Linked DNA regions of Homo sapiens: region 1 is linked to region 2. The links are chromatin loops, found by intact Hi-C in ENCODE. Cell type or tissue: PC-3. All regions are shown on one strand. Each heading gives the region's core, and the rest is flanking DNA. Links, peaks and the distances in the headings are about the cores only.

Region 1 (8,346 bases), core at 129-8,128, 120 kb after region 2:
ATGGCCTACTCTACACTTCACATAGCCCACACTCAGGCTGTGCATCTACTGCCTGGAGTGGTGAGGATGGCTTCATGGCACAGGGGACCTGGTTCTCTTTCAGAGTAGATAAACTCCTCGACTGGACTGGCAGGCCCTCCTCAGAGGGAAGAGGGCTCAATTTGACTGTCTTTTGCATGCCTTGATGCCTTGTCTTGTGCACAGTAGGTACTCAAGAAGTATTTCTTGGTTGAATAAATACATAACTAAAGCTTGAGAAACAATGTATAGCCAGCAGAAGGTAAAAATGACCATGGGCCTGCAGAATGGTACAAGTACAAATTCTGATGAGGGTTTGTGTGGCTACACTGGGGAAGTGGGGAGATGAGATGGACGGAACTTTGAGCCAGAACCAATAGCTCTGGTTTTTCAAGGTCTCTTCCTTCCTACAGCTGGCTGCTGTTTTAATATCACCTCGTCTTTGCTGTTCAGGCCTTTACGTTGATGTTCTTTTTTTTTTTGAGACAGAGTCTCGCTCTGTCACCCTGGCTGGAGTACAGTGACGCGATCTTGGCTCACTGCCAGTTCCGCCTCCCGGGTTCATGCTATTCTCCTGCCTCAGCCTCCCAAGTAGCTGGGACTACAAGCGCCCGCCGTCACGCCTGGCTAATTTTTTTTTTTTTTGTATTTTTAGTAGAGATGGGGTTTTACCATGTTAGCCAGGATGGTCTCGACCTCCTAACCTCATGATCCACCCGCCTCGGCCTCCCAAAGTGCTGGGATTACAGGCGTGAGCCACCATGCCCAGCCTACTTTGATGTTCTTATCCAAGCCTAGCTCCATAGTACTAGTTGATTCTGCCATCTTAGAAAATTATTCACACTCAATTTGCATATTGATTTAGATTTGTTTGTTTGGGAACATCACCCATTAATTTCAAGTATAACTCATACAGAGAAAATTCAGGCATCAGCAAGAGGCAGGTAGAGGACAGTAGTATTTTTCAGAAGTTGAAACATTCAGCCTAAAAGGACAGTATCTCTTCTGCTTATACAGATCTGATTGCCCTAGGAAGTAAAAGCCTGTGACAGTTCAAATCTATATGACTTGGCAATTCAACTTTCTATGGATGCTCACTAAGATACGTGCCTGAAATGGCAAAATGAGTCTAAATAAAGAAAAGAAACTAAGACTTAGTTCTCTATGCATATTCCCCATTAAACACAAGATCTGCACATTTAGACAATCATTACCATTTCTCTTGCTTTCCTTTTCTCCTTTTCATCCTCCATTCACCTAACAAGTATCTGTCTCTTTGCCACTTGTGAAGAGCTGTGTTAAGTTCCCTAAAAGATATAATTTTCTGATGGGTCAGAAAATGCTCACAAAGAAGTCTGCACATTAATAGTGAAAGTATGTTTTATTCACAGATAAGTAAAACACAAGGTAGAGGAAGCATAAATACTACCAGAGAAAGACAGGCGATATAAAATCAGAGTTTAGAGCCTGGAGAGATGACATCAGCTGGGGGATCAGGAAGGGCTTCAGAGAGGAGGTGTCATTCCACCTGCGCCTTGAAGGACGGAGAGGATGTGGACCTATGAGAATGAGAGCAAAAACCTAGCAGAGCAGAGGCATGCTTGGGCACAAGAACTCCTGTCATTTCTTTCTCCATGGGCTGTCTATTGTTTAGAAACAGGATGCTATTGCTGGTGTTAGAGCCCTGGCCAATGAAAAAACCAGCAACTTGAGCTGACCAGTGCGATGTGTCATAAATCATACCATCATCAGGCCAAAGTCAGGAAAATACCATAGGATTTCATGCCTATCAAGTGTGAAATTTTAGAGGCAAGTCATGAAAGCCTAAGCCTGGTGTAGAACAGAGCATCTGAAATCCACGACAGGTAACTAAGATGAAAAGCAACAGCACAATGTCACTTTTCAAAACTCAAGGGACTGCCAGCTTCTTGCTTACCATGGACATGGATACCATTTGGTTGAAAAGAAGAGTTTGTTTCTGGCTGATAGGACTTCAGGTGTGAACCTGATGGCTGCTGGGTATAGGGAGGCTGTGTTCTTTGCAGTATTGAAGAAGGAGCTGGAACTCTCCGGGGGCTGATGTGGTGAGGAGATGGAGCAGAAGGTGCAAACCTGAGAAAACAATTATAAAAGGAAACATGAGGGACATAAAACAGCAGGAACAAAGACAAACTCTCCAAAGCCAAATTCTCACCTCCCATTCTGGCTATACAAGAGCGTGACAACAAGCCTTTTAAAAAAAAATCTTTCAGGATTTTTCTCTACCCTCTCTCCCTCCCCACTGCCATTTAACCACTGAGTTCTCAACTGAGATACAGAGGGAATAAACAAGTACAATAAAGGGAAAACCTACTCACAGTTTGGGTTTCTCAAGATTTCTAAGCTGCATTTCAAATACACTATGTTTGGTGAAATTCAAAGTACATCTTTTGCCAAGCCCTTTTTCTGCTAATTTTTAAAATCTATTTGCATTTAAGGGGAAATTTGATCCGTATGTTTCTGAATCATTTACACTTAGCTCACAAACATTTTGTTTGTTTTGTAAGATATATCTGAGGTCCAAGAAGTGTTGTTACAAGTCTTTATTATGAGCCTCTCTAATCCTATTCTCTTTGAACAATGCATTTGCTTTTGCCAAGAATGAATTAACTTAAACCTCGAAGGTCAAGTATGGCTTGAAACCCACAACCCACGAAATCTGCGTGGGCTCCGTGCTTGGCAAAGAGTGTTCCTGAGGGTATGATAGGAAGATGATGTAGGAGTCACATGCGCCAATCACAGTAAGACTATTGGTGGTTTCTGGGGTGGGGGACATGTTGATGTTTAAATAAGGAGATGTTGTCAAGAAACCTGGGATATGAAATGGATGATTGTACATTGATCTTCCAATTGTGAAGGAAAATTGGAAAGACCTGACTCACTATGTTTAAAATGACAGTTTATGCTTTCTAACATTGAAGGCAAGATGTAATTGTTAGAACAATGTTACAGTTTGGCAATGTCTATCAAATATCAAAATGATCCTCCAGGTGCCAGTTCAGTAGGGGACTGACAGAATATAGGGGAGAAAGGAGCAGGAAGTCTGTCAATGCAGTAAAATGAAGCAGCAAATGAATTGTTTAGTTTCCTCAAAAAGTCCCAGTAAGCTGAAAACTTTTAATCAGCTGTTCCTTACACTGTGTAGAAAGACAGGCTTTGTTTTGCAGTAACACGTATAGGTCACCATCTGCTTACATTGCTTATTTCACAGGAACAAATTGCTTTAACTTTGCTGGGCTTTTGTGGAGGGCCATAGATGATAAAAAGGGAAGATGAACTAGTCAAGCTTATAAAGTGATTGGAAACATTCTGAACCAGAATATTTAATAAGGCAGAGTTTCTATGTTTGTACTGTAGCAGTAAGAAAGCATGGGACAAAAATCTCATGTTCTTTTTGCTTTTCCCATGTGAGGTGTGATGAGACTATAGAAGAAAGTGAATGTAAGAACCAAGAAAGTAGGAGTAGGACTCGCTAACCTCTAGGGAAAAGAAGTCAAGGCGAGGAGCTTAAACAAACCAGCTGGGTTGGGATGCCTGTTTAATTGATCATTTACATCTTCATTCTGCTGAAAGAGAATAGTAAGTGACTGCACCGTGCTGAGTAAATACACATTTTCTGAGCATATCATCTTAACTGGTATTACCCTGAAAAGATCTGCTGAATAGCTTGAGAGAAAACACAGCAAACAAATCCTGGCACTGCCCTGAGAACATCTAGTAAAACTCATTTGCCAGGATTCCTCATATGAAGGCTATTTTCTGGGGGAACGTGTTTTTAACGTGTCTTACAAGTTGCTCTGAGGTTGTGGGAGAGCGATGAGCAATTGTGAGATCATAGACTTTAGGGGCAGAAGGAATCCAGGTTAACACCTAATCCCAAATCCCCTGGTCCTTAAAGATCCCCAGAGATGGAGGCGGGAAGGATCTGAATTGCAAGGCAACCTATGGTACTATTTAACAGTCATTGCTGGTGTCCCAGTTTTGTTTTCTGGGGCAAAGGAGCAAGATCCTTTGATCGGCTCCCCAATTCTGTTTCCTAGGTTGTAAATCAAAGATGCAACTTGCTCTAGATGGTTTTCCAGTCCCTTCTTCTGGAATATCTGCTATCCTCTTTCTGTTGAGGACTGATGGGACACAGAGATGTGTGAATGGGCAAGTCAGCAAGTAGATCTATATCTAGATCCTATATATATATGATTCTATATAATTATATGCTGATTAAAATCATTCTTATGTACTCATCCATGGAAGTTCCAAACCAGGGCCATGCTCTCTTGACTACCAAATATTACCCAGTATAATAATATCATTGAATAAAGAAAAAAATATGATAGGTACAAACCATGGTTTTAGCACTGCTATCTCAAGGACATGAAGGAATAAAATATCATGGCTTCAACTGACTCAAGATTTTGCTTTTTCCTAATTCAGGCTGAATTTTCCTCTATGTTAGTCAAATAAATGAATTTATACAATATAAAGTTAATATAATTTCAAAACATAGTATGACACCCCATATAAAGTATTAATAGAAATTTAAATATAAACTATTCTAAGTAAAATACACATTTAAAGTAGGCTTTGATTTGAAAAGGAAAGAAATAGTACAAAAATGTTAACTTTTATACATGTAGAGAAATAAAATATGACAAGAAGTGATCACAATTATCCAGACAATTGCTAGGAACAAGGAAGTAGATAGGAAGCCACCACTAAAAAGTCCAGCATAAGAAGTAAGTGTATATATAGGATTGATTTTCAAGTACGGCAGATAGAATCCATTTTGTTACTGTGTAAAAACACCACATAGTACCATACTTAAAATCTTTCAAAATGTATTAATTGAAATTTAATATTTATAAAGTTAGTTACTTGTTAACCAGCTCATAGTAGAGTAGAAATAGTAAACTAAAATCAGGGGTGAGAGGACAGGAGAGGCATGGAGAAGATGAAGAGAGAGTCTTCCTGTTTGAGGTAAGGTCCCTGGGAATGTCAAAACACAGTAATGGACAACTCTTCTCTCAGCAAGAGAGATGCCAGGAGAGTGACTCAACAAGCTAACAAGTAGTCTGAGGTTATTTATTTGGTGCAAAAGCAAACAAACAAACAGAAAACACACATACTTAGATGCTCACTAAGCAAAAATAAACTGTTTTCACTATTGTTGGAGGCAGGATGGGGAACTCAGAACCCCATTTTCTAAGTGTCTGCACCTACTTTCCAACCCTGTTTCTTCGAAACACACACACACACACACACACACACACACACACACACACACACACACACATCAAAATGAATATGTTCTGAATATTCTGTCCCCAAAAGTTAACTGAGACTTTATTTTAAATCAAATGAAGGTAAATTAAATTTTTTTGATGCTAAAATAAACAAAACATTGTAATGCCGAGGATAAATTATAGTTATTTGCCATTTTCCCTCTTATGGAGTATCTTATTCCCCAATTATGTCAGATCAAGATGACATCACTCCCATTCATCTTCAGTTACAGCGTGTCCAAGAGCCAGAAGAGACACCTTCTGACATCTTTTCTAGGTCCAACCCTGTTCTCTAGCTGCTGATCTGCAGTTGACACTTCAGAGATTTCACTGGACATGGCTTATTAGTCTCTTCTTTAGCCTTTTATACTTCTTTGAAACAATAGATGATTGCTCTGTTAAATAGGCACATAACAGACTAGAAAAAAAAATTACTGCTTACCAGAAACAGATCGCACAAAAGCTAACCAGATAACTGAGTCAAACACTTCCACTCATTTGGTAGAGGAGTTTGTATAACCCTACCATGAGCAATGGCATGCAAAAGAAAAAAAGAAAGGGAAGGGGAACAGATTTTAAAACCTCATAAAAAATCCTCTGGGGGGCCAAGCGTGGTGGCTCACGCCTGTAATCCCAGCACTTTGGGAGGCCGAGGCGGGTGGATCACGACGTCAGGAGATTGAGACCATCCTGGCTAACACGGTGAAAGTCTGTCTCTACTAAAGATACAAAATATTAGCCGGGTGTAGTGGTGGGTGCCTGTAGTCACAGCTACTCAGGAGGCTGAGGCAGGAGAATGGCGTGAATCCGGGAGGCGGAGCTTGCAATGAGCTGAGATAGTGACACTGCACTCCAGCCTGGGTGACAGAGCAAGACTCTGTCAAAAAAAAAAAAAAAAAAAAAAAAAAAAAAACCTCTGGGGGATGAGGAAACATTTAAAACATTTCTGCAAATATGTATCTCCACCTATCTTAAAGAATGTCTGATTATTTGGGGGTATTTACTTGGCCACTCTCCTTCCCTTCTATGCCCTTCTCCATTGCTTGCTCAGCCCCAACCCCCTGTTATCATTGAACTCCCCAGCCATGCAGTGGGGTGGCCCAACAGCATTCAAACTTAGATTGTTTCTCATATCAGTAGCTCCCAACTGAGACACGTAGACCCTGAGACACTGAGAACTGCTTAGGTTCATGTGCAGAAAAAGTGGGAATGGCAGGAGAAGCAGATGGGCAAAGGAGAAGACAGACAGGCCAGAAGTCACACCCACCTGGGCTTGGATGCTGGGTCTGTCTGTTACTAGCTGGGTAAACAAGTAAATTCCCCACCTTTTCCCAGGATCAATTTCAAGCATAAAATAAAGGTTATCTCAACTTTCACTGAAGGTTCTAAAGTCCATGGTGACATTTATTCATTCAAGGGGTCTTTGTTGAGCACTAAATGTGTGGCATTGTTCTAAGCACTAGGGATAGAGCAACAAAAGACACATATCTCTGTCTTTGTGGAACGTATATTTTAGTAAGGGGAGACAGGCAGTGAAGAAATTTAGTAAGCAATGTATCTACTGGGCTAGAGGAAATGAATGCTATGGAGAAAAACATGGAGACAGCAAAGGGCGGGGTGGATTAGGAATAATTTTAAATTGAGAAGTCAGGAATATCAAAGTACTTAATACAATGAAAGTCTGATGCCTTCCGGGTGATCAACACATGTTTATGGAATGATCGATTGAATGTACATTTAAGGCATCCCTGACATTAACATGTATCCCTGTGTTCGAGAGCTGTGTAAGACTGTGGTCCCAGCAATGTATTAGAACGTCTATAGAGTTCTTAGAAAATCTTAAGACTCCTTCCTTCTTTGACTATTCAGATATAAACACTAAGGCTCAACAGAAAGTGAGGCATTTTTTATATTATTGGAGGGAATGTAAATTAGTTACACAATTGTAGAAGCCGTGTGGTGATTCCTCAAAGACCTAGAACCAGAAATACCATTTGACCCAGAAATCCCATTATGTACCCAAATCCCATTACTTTGGGTATATAATTCCATTATATACCCAAATGAATATAAATCATATAAAGATACATGCATGTGTACGTTCATTGCAGCACTATTCACAATAGCAAAAACAGGGAATCAATCCAAATGCCCATCAAGATAGACCGGATAAAGAAAATGTGGTACATATACACCATGAAATACTATGCACCCATAAAAAGGAATGAGATCATGTAATTTGCAGGGACATGGATGGAGCTGGAAGCCATTATCCTCAGCAAACTAATGCAGGAACATAAAACCAAACACTGAATGTTCTCACTTATAAGTGGGAGCTGAACAATGAGAACACATGGACACAGGGAGGGGAACAGCACACACTGGGGCCTGTTAGTGGGTGCAGGGGAGGGAGAGCATCAGGAAAAATAGCTAATGCATGCGGGGCTTAATACTTAGGTGATGGGTTGATAGGCACAGCAAACCGCCATGGCACATGTTTACTTCTGTAACAAACCGGCACATCCTGCAAATGTATCCCAGAACTTAAACTTAACTTAAATTAAATTTAAAAAAGAAAGTGAAGCATTTACTCATGTGGCTGATTTTCTAGTTCTAGAAGTAGTTAATGTTGGTCTTGTGTATAGGTCTCATATCTTGGTGCTGGGTTTTCCAGTGGAGTATCCTGAGTCCACAAATTCATACAATTATAGAATGTTTTAGTTGGAAAGGGCACTGGAGCACCATCTTATTTGGATGAAAAAAACAAATGCCCAACGAGGTAAAATAATTTGCTTAAAGTCACAAAGGTAAGAAGGACTTCTCTAGCGGAGATGGAAAGCAATCATGAGTGGTGGGGTGAGGGGGGAATGAAGAAGATTCCTGAGGGCATCTGAAATGTTCATCTTTATCATGGGCTAGTGGGAGAGCGTGTCAGCAACATACTACCTTTAAGAAATCTAGCAATGGCAAGTGTTGCTCAGTGTGCTTTGGTGAACTTGCTCAGCCCTGA
Region 2 (8,346 bases), core at 53-8,052:
CTTAGAAGCAAACCTGAGACTTTTCCTTCCCCACCCCCACACGTCACTACTCCACTTCCCCTACCCTAATAGTCCAAAGTAATGCGTGAACATGCACTTCAAAAATTAGTAATATATTTTCAGCAAAAGGTAAAGGGTATGTGAGATAGAATTGTGCTGTAAACACCAGAAAACCCCCAAATAACAGGAGTTTTGATAGAATAATTATTTGTCATATAACAAAATCCAAAGGTACGTATTTGGGGACTGGTATGAAAACTCCATGGTGATTTCAAGGGTACAGATGTCTACTTTTCCTTTTCACCATCCTCAGTATGTGGTTTTCCCCTCTTGGTCCAAGATGACTGCTGGAGCTCCTGCCTACTCCAGGATGGCAGGAAGAAGGAAGGAAAGAAAAAGGCACACCTCTCCACTTTTAAGTAGCTTTGCTAGAACTCTCACAAAACACTTGTATTACATCTCATCAGACTATAAATTCAAAGAAGACCAGGAAATGTAGCTATTATCTGGACAACACTGGCCCAGCTAAAACTCAGATTTCTGTTCCTACTGGAGAAGAAAAGACTAGATATTGGGAGGTAACTGGAAGTTTCTCCTGAGCAGGATTTAGGTATTATACAAAACAACACGTTACTCTCTTGATATCTGTTTCCCTCAATATTTTAAAGCAAATCTACTTAAAGCAGAGACCAAGTTTTTATAGTGAATGGTAAGGGGGAAGTTTTGAGTGGAATTTTACCATGAAAAATGATACTAAAATTGTGAAAGCATATTTTATTTTATATTTAATGTAATTTAGGTTATAATATCCATTATTTATTAGGGTTTTTTTGCCAAGAATGAGTTAAGTGCTGATTATTTAATTTAATGACATTGAAATGAGAATATAATATGATTTAATAATAGGACATTCTTTGTTTCTTTTTGTCTTTGGCTACGTGATCATGGGGAGGATATTTGAAAATGTGCATCACTTTTACTAAGAGCTTCTCTTAGGCCTTTGGTATCCACATCATTCTCTTAAATACCTGATCCTAGCATCAAAATTCCAGATGTTTCACTTCAAAATTTTCACTGGTCTACTTCTGCCAGACCCTCATTTGTCAGGGACATTCAGTGTGATATGATTAATTTTCTGATAGCACTTTAATTAACTTCATGAAATCTTGTACCATGTGCAAGATTTGCAACCTCAATTTGCAATCAAGTTCACTACCAGATATTTACACTTTACTATCTAGTAGAGACTCATCTAGAAATATTATGACAGATGTATAGAAATAGCTACTACTTTTTAAGAGGGAAGGATGTTTGAATGGGTACTAATAAGTGGGCAATTCATTAGTAAATATTTTTGCATTAGGAAGACGCTTGTTTCCATATAAAACCTTTTAAGTACAGGATTTTAGATAACAAAGTTTCAGATAATGAGGACTTTCTAATTTATTCATTTTTACCCTATATGTTATATTTCAGTTAGGAAGTTAGAAAAATAAATAAAAATGGGATATGTGTACCGAGCACCTACCCTATATCAGGTGCTATGTTAGAAGCATTTCGCATGCTATTTCTTTTAATCCCCCCATCAGGTCTATAGAATAAGGTCTTAGTTTTCATTTATAAACAGAAAACCTGGACGATCCAAGTAATTTACAAGTAAAGTCAGCATTGTAGAGCTCTCATTTAAGTCCAAGACTGACTCCAACTCCTGTGTTCTTTACTCTAGAAATATGTTATGTTTCAAGGTTTTGATCAATGTGTGTATACAGAGTGTCATCATTAATGGAAAGGAAAGGCAGGATAGAATGCTTCTTCCCAGTTAGCTTAACATAAATCAGGCTTGAAACTTCCGGGAAGGCAGAAGGCTTTTACATCTTTATGTGTTTCTCAGCACCTAGGCATATAAATTAGGATGCTTTCAGCTGCAAGTAATTGAAACTCAACTCAATTGACTTGTGGGCCAGTGATTATCAAAGTATGAACCCTGGACCAGCAACATCAGCATCACCTGAGACCCTGTTAGAAATGCAAATTCTCCACTTCTACCCTGGATCTACTGAATCAGAAACTCTGGTGGTGTAGCCCAGTGATCTGTGGTTTAACAGCCCTCCAGGTGATTCTGATGAATGCTAAACTTTGAAAACCAGTGTTTCAGACAATAAGGAAATTCACTAATTCACTTTCTCACTAAGCAGGAAGTACAAAGGGTATTTCTGGGTACAGCAGGATCAGGGCCAAGTTCTGTTCCCCATATCTCTCTTACTTCTGTTCTTCTCCACACGTTCACTTTTCCTTGGACTGACTCTGCTTGTAGTCCCACACCCAGAAGCAGAAAATGAGCCATCTCTTTATCTTTTTCAAAGATTGGAGATACCTTTCCCAGAAATCCTCCCAACAGCCTTGCCCTCATGTTTCAAAGGCCAGAATCCTGTTACCTGACCAGGTCTTCAGCCAGTTACTGGCAAGTTAGATAAGACTGATGTGATTAGCTGACACCAGTCGAGACCTACCCTCTGCCATATGGCGATACCCAGGAGGAAGCACACCTGAATAAAAACAGTATTCTTGTTGGAAGAAGAAAGCAGAGAAAGGAGGTGGTATTGGGGTATAGGTATTGCAAAGGCTACTAGCAGTGCCAGCTGTAAACATGAACATGGCGGATCCATGCTGCAGCAAATTCTTTGACCCACAAGGACTTCAACTTGAAGTCTGTAAATTTGTTTCGATAATCTTATCATTCTCACTTGTTAGCCTTTTAAAATTTCAGGTCAAAGGCAGCCTAAAGATCACCACATTTTAAAGTTTTGGCGATTATTGTCTGACATTTAAAGCCAGCTAGACATAATAATATATTAAACAGTTTTTAGTAGCATCATTTAGAAGATCTGTTTCATCTATTTTAGTGAAACGTTCTATCTTTTCATACCAGAGCTCTAAGATAATTATAATTAAAAGGACACAAAACTATGACTAAAAATATGTATTTTCCTTTTACGGTCTTTGTGCTTCTTCAAATGACAGGTGCTTCTTAAGAAAGGAAATTCTATTCATTGCTATCTTTGCTATCTTTTCTCTAGCAAAAAAATAAACTTTAATGACTTTTTAAAAGAGAAAATCTGAAATGATGAACAGATTGCTTTGATCACTGCTTTGCTGAACAACTCAGACAGTTGTCTGGAGACAGGTAGGAATACAGCAAATATTTAATTTTTGCTTGATTCACACATGAAGGTATTAGGAAGATTAGTAATTACCAAATCCTCTACTAGTCAGACATAGATGCCACATAACTCCGCAATTGTTTAGCTGTAATATGAACTGATCTCGGCAGAGGTAGTAAACCGTAGTTCATAGCCATAACTGCTTGAAAAATATTCATGCAGCCTGCATTTCATTGTTGTTCTGTATCACAGGACTCCTCAGCCTTCCCACTTCTTGAGTCTTTCAATTACGTGCTTGCCTCATTTATATTGTACATCTGATCAAATACCAAAGAATGTGGATTAGTCACATTCCTACATAAATTTAAACATTATGTAACAAGTGTCCCAGCAGTTTGAGAATGAACTTGAACGTGGCAATCGGGAAGTGCCCTAGGCTGGAATATAGACACTCTCTCTGGCTTCCAACCCTATCTCTGCCACCCATCTGCCCAATAATTTGGGGTAATTCACTTTACATGTCTAGGCCTTAGATTTCGGTGTCCAAAATTAGGAGATTGGTATTTGTCTCTAAATTCCCTGCCAAATCTACTGTCCTGATCACAGAAAGATCAGAGGAGAGGCGGCTCAGCATAGTGTGAAAAATCCTTAGATTCACATCTCAGGTCAGCTAATTATTAACTGTGTGACCTTGGGCAAATTATTTAAAATATCTGAGACTGTTTTCTCATGGGTAGAATAGAGATAATATCAACCTCCCTCTCAGGTTGTTATGAGACTTGGAGAAAAATATACTGGAAGTAGCTAGCATTGTTAATGTTAGCGTTGTTACTACAATAATTTAAATGGAGAGGAAGAACTCCACCTTATTTTTTTTTCCATACTCTTCACTACTAAAGTTTCTGGGACAAGGGGAAGGAAAAAAAGTGGTAAAAGGTTGTGTCAATATCTCATGTCTCCACTTTTCTGTCACCCGTTTATTCATTGACTCCCTTACTGCCAAGATGACAGTTGACGACAGACATTTTTCTACTCTGCACAAACTTAACGTGCTTCAGAATCCTCTGCAGGGCTTCTTAAAACACAGATTGCTGGTCCCCAGTCCCGGAGCTTCTGCTGCAGTAGGTCTGAGAGCCTGGATCTCCTACATACCTACGGGAGCTGCCGCTGGTGGTCTGAGGACCACATTAGGTTGATGAGTAGAATTTCTTTGAGAAGTTTATAAAAGAATACAAGTTTCTAGACCTACTCTTGGAGGTTATGATTCAGTAAGGCTGGCTGGCTCCTAGGAATCTCTATTTTTAAAGCTCCCCAGGTGATCCTCACGTTTAGCAGGTTTGGGAACAGCGACTCTATTTCTAATTCCAGTGGTGAATGTGTTCCCAAAACCTCCTGGTGGTTTTGTTGATGCAGCAATTTCCTCTTGTAATTCTTAATCCTTCTGGGTCTCTCCTTCAATTCCATTTTCAAATACCATCATTCAGAGTCACCTCAACTTTTCTTTCTTTCTAGATTAATGTGATTTCTTCCTGTTTTTGATCCCTGCTATTAGCAGAAGCTGGAAGTCCTAATGCCTTATAATACTGTGTTTCTGCCTCTCAAGACATTTATCTTTCTATATCTTTTATTTGTGTTGTTCATTCCCCCTCACCTCAGCTCTTCTCCCCAACACCACTAATAAGGTCCTTCAGGGCAAAGACTGGATTCTATTCAAAGAATGCCCTAGTACAGAGACTTGTAAATAGTAGGTGATCAAAACAAAGATGTTGAAACTAAATTTGATCACACAAGAAAGCCAGTTATCACCATCTCCACCATCACTGTCATAGACCTATGTCTTTTCTCAAATGTTTTGGTAGTAATAGCTAACACTTATTAAGCTAACTTTATGGACTTTCTGCATGCGAGGCACTATTCCAAGCACTTAACCTATATCAACTGGTGTAATTCATGTAATTAGCTCAAGGCATCTTGCAATCAAGTCATTTTTCCCCCTTAAACAACTGCTGTAAGCTCAGAGCAGCCCCAACCATTTCCAGCAGGTAGGCAAAAATGAAGAGACCAGATGAGGAAAAGACAGAAGTCATAGCCGGACAGAGAACTACATCCCTGCTCTGTGAGTCAGAAAACCCTAACCTCTGCAGTGCTGGCTCTGCAGCCCTTAATATAGTCCCTCAACACCGTTTGAAATGATCATGCTGTTCTTGTGATGGTGAATACATCTCATGAGAGCCAATGATTTTATAAAGGGGAGTTCCCCTGTACATTCCCTGTCTTGCCTGCTGCCATGTAAGATTTGCTGTTGCTTCTTTGCCTTCCACCACGATTTTGAGGCCTCCCCAGCCATGTGGAATTGTAAGTCCATAAAACCTCTTTCCTTTGTAAATTACCCAGTCTTAGGTATGTCCTTATTAGCATAGTGAGAACAGACTAATACAAATGCTTTTGGACACCCATGGTTTAGGGAGCATTCCGTTGGTGGGGATCAGAGGTGCTATATACCTTGCAATGGGCAGACAATCCTGTATGATGAAGAATTGTCCTGCCTCAAGTGAATTTTCTAAAGTCAAGACTATTTCAATTTGAGAAGCTAGGCATTCTGGTAAGTGAAGAACTTGTTTTTGATAATCCAAGCGTAGATCCTTACTTGGTTTAACATATAAACAGCAAGTCGTTTTGCATGATTGTAACATGCACTGAATTTTCCAGATGAAAATTCCCACGTAAATTGAAAGAATACAGAATTTAGTTTTGTTCAGAACTTTTCCAAAGATTATTTGTCATTTTGTAATTTACATCATTGATGCTTCTTGTGGTATCTGAGTCACAAATGTAACACATCTGTTTCAATTTTTGTTTGTAACTAGTATTCACAGTGATTTATGAACTTGTTTATATATAAACACAAATATTCATATCTACACATATCTATGCATCTACATACATGCATAAATACACACATATATGTATATTACCCTTATTTTAAGCATGTAAAAAATTTAGAGTGATACTAGTTGAATATTATCTTAATTTCAAACTTTACAAATTTTAAGTATATATAAGCATTTGACTACTTTATTATTCTCTTTAGTGTAGTTGTACCTACATATATACATATTGAAACACATATTATTTGATTATAGATCACCTTACTCTTCACTGTCTTTGTAGTACACTTAAAGCATTATATGGGTGTTTTCGAAATTATGCTTGTAGATAAACTATTTTATCTATGAAGGAAATTTCAGAATAGTGAAAGGGCCAACACAAAATATATACTCTCTAGAGGGAGAGCTGGGACTGAGAATGTTGAGAACTACTACACTAAAGAAATGTGAGTAACTGCTATTTGTCCTTGGTTTTGCACAGGAGATTGACTGAAAATTAGTCAGGGAGAGATGGCTCTTTGCTCTTTATGATGTCAAGGCCATTATATTAAGCATCTCCCTACTTCCTTCTTTTGTCCTCTAGTGTGTGTCCATTAGTTATGGTTTGCTAGGGTAATCTATGGACAGATCATAGACAGTTTTCTGAAAGATACGTCAGCAATGGACATGAGAGCTACTCCTAAAAACAATGACCATTGGTACAACTGGACACTTAATTTGATATCCACATGTGCATTTGTGCCTGAGGGCTTAATGACAATGCCGCAGTGTCTTTCCTCAGCATCTCTGCTAAGTGCCAATTACAGCATTTATTTCTAATGTGGTTATATCCTGGGTTGTGTTTAAAATATTATTCTACTTTTAACCACTTACTGAGAAAGCTTTTTCCCTCAAATGTGTCAAAAACTATGTTGAAATGTGTCTGAACATTTGAGGAGAGCAGAGAGGATTTAAGCAAAAGTTGAGAACAAGACTCATTTCCCCAACCTTACCCCATGGATGAGGCACTTCTACAAACAATAACTTGTTCACTGTTAACAGTCACTTTATGAGCTGTGTAGCATCACCTCTATTTACACTTGAGGAAACAGAAATAAAAAGTAAAAGCACTTTTAGAGCTCACAGATATATGCAAAATTTGGGAATTGAACCCACATCATCTGATTCCAAAGTCAATGCTCTCTGCAATATATTCCCCCACTTTCTGTCCCCAGTCTATACAAATCTGTTTGTTTATCCAAATAGTCTTTGAGACCCTGTTGTTGGCAGGACACTGCAAAGGATATGACTTTGACTTTGCCTTTTGAGAAGCTCACAGAATGATAGTGTAGGCTGACAAATAATAAGAGAATATTAGGAACAAGAGTACCACAGAGCCACAAAGGAATTTGTAGTGGGCTGTCAGCAAAGATGGTCACTATCAATTTATTCTTCCCTATCTGGGCATGGCACACCTTCCATCAAGATGTCATATCCATTTCCCCTCTCTTTGAATCTAGGCTGCCCATGTGACTTGTTTTGGCCCATAGGATGGCATGGAAGTGCCATCATGTCAGTTCAGTACCTAGTTCTTAAGAGACCTAAGAACTTCCAGTTTTACTCTGTTGGAGCCTTGAGCTACTCTGAAAAGAAGTTGAACTACCCTTCTAGAAAGTGAGACTTTGCCATCCTCCAAAGATCCCAGCCTCTCCAGCTGAGGCACCAGACATGGGATCAAGATATCTTGGATCCTCCAACCCCAGTGGAGTCACCCCCACCTATTACCTCGCAGAGCAGAGATAAGCCAACCCTGCTGAGCCCTGCTTAAATTCCTGTCACACAGACTAATGAGCAAGAAAATGTTTTTCCTTTAAGCCATCAACTTGGGGATGGCTATTGTATGATAATAAACATCAGAGATTTTTAAAAACACCATGGGAATACCTGTAGGAAAGAGAGACTTTTTGGAGTAATCTGAGAGATATTAAAAAAATAATTAGAATTTGAGTTGAACCTTAAAGACATGAGTGGGCCCTGAGCAAAAAGTTTCCATAATGCCGCCTCTACCCCTACTGAGAGCACCTGTCCTATCTTAGAAGCAAAACACAACAGATGATAAGTTACCAAAATATGAGAAAAAGGCTCAATGACCAGAATTGTTGCCTTTGAGATGAGGTAGAATGCCTTCATTCTGCAGCACTCTGAAAGAGACCGCTGAGGAGCAAACATCTTTATTCCATCTCCATGTTCTTTTTTAATTAATTAATTAATTAATGTATTTATTTGAGATGGAGTCTCACTTTGTTGACCAGGCTGGA

Evidence for each region. Hi-C counts contacts between places; a loop is a spot of excess contacts. Peaks named below come from ENCODE experiments on the same cell type or tissue, not always from the same donor. Only the 100,000 strongest peaks of a DNase experiment are listed, where the experiment ranks them.
Region 1: it touches region 2 in a loop (3-fold over the local background); 6 of 110 quality-filtered maps call a loop at or near these places.

The regions. Positions count from the first base shown.
Region 1 is chr9:3,854,055-3,862,400 of GRCh38, forward strand. GLIS3 (GLIS family zinc finger 3) reads right to left here. Exons shown (of 11, transcript NM_001042413.2): 9 at 1,955-2,130. Among named protein-coding and RNA genes, the nearest start is that of GLIS3-AS1, 40 kb to the right of the region's middle. In PC-3, for the core only: no CTCF peak of the experiment used is centred there; DNase peaks (open chromatin) are centred at 3,847 and 5,087; H3K27ac peaks cover 5,310 bases.
Region 2 is chr9:3,737,410-3,745,755 of GRCh38, forward strand. No RefSeq gene overlaps it. Among named protein-coding and RNA genes, the nearest start is that of RFX3-DT, 73 kb to the left of the region's middle. In PC-3, for the core only: no CTCF peak of the experiment used is centred there; a DNase peak (open chromatin) is centred at 3,512; H3K4me3 peaks cover 788 bases; H3K27ac peaks cover 3,499 bases.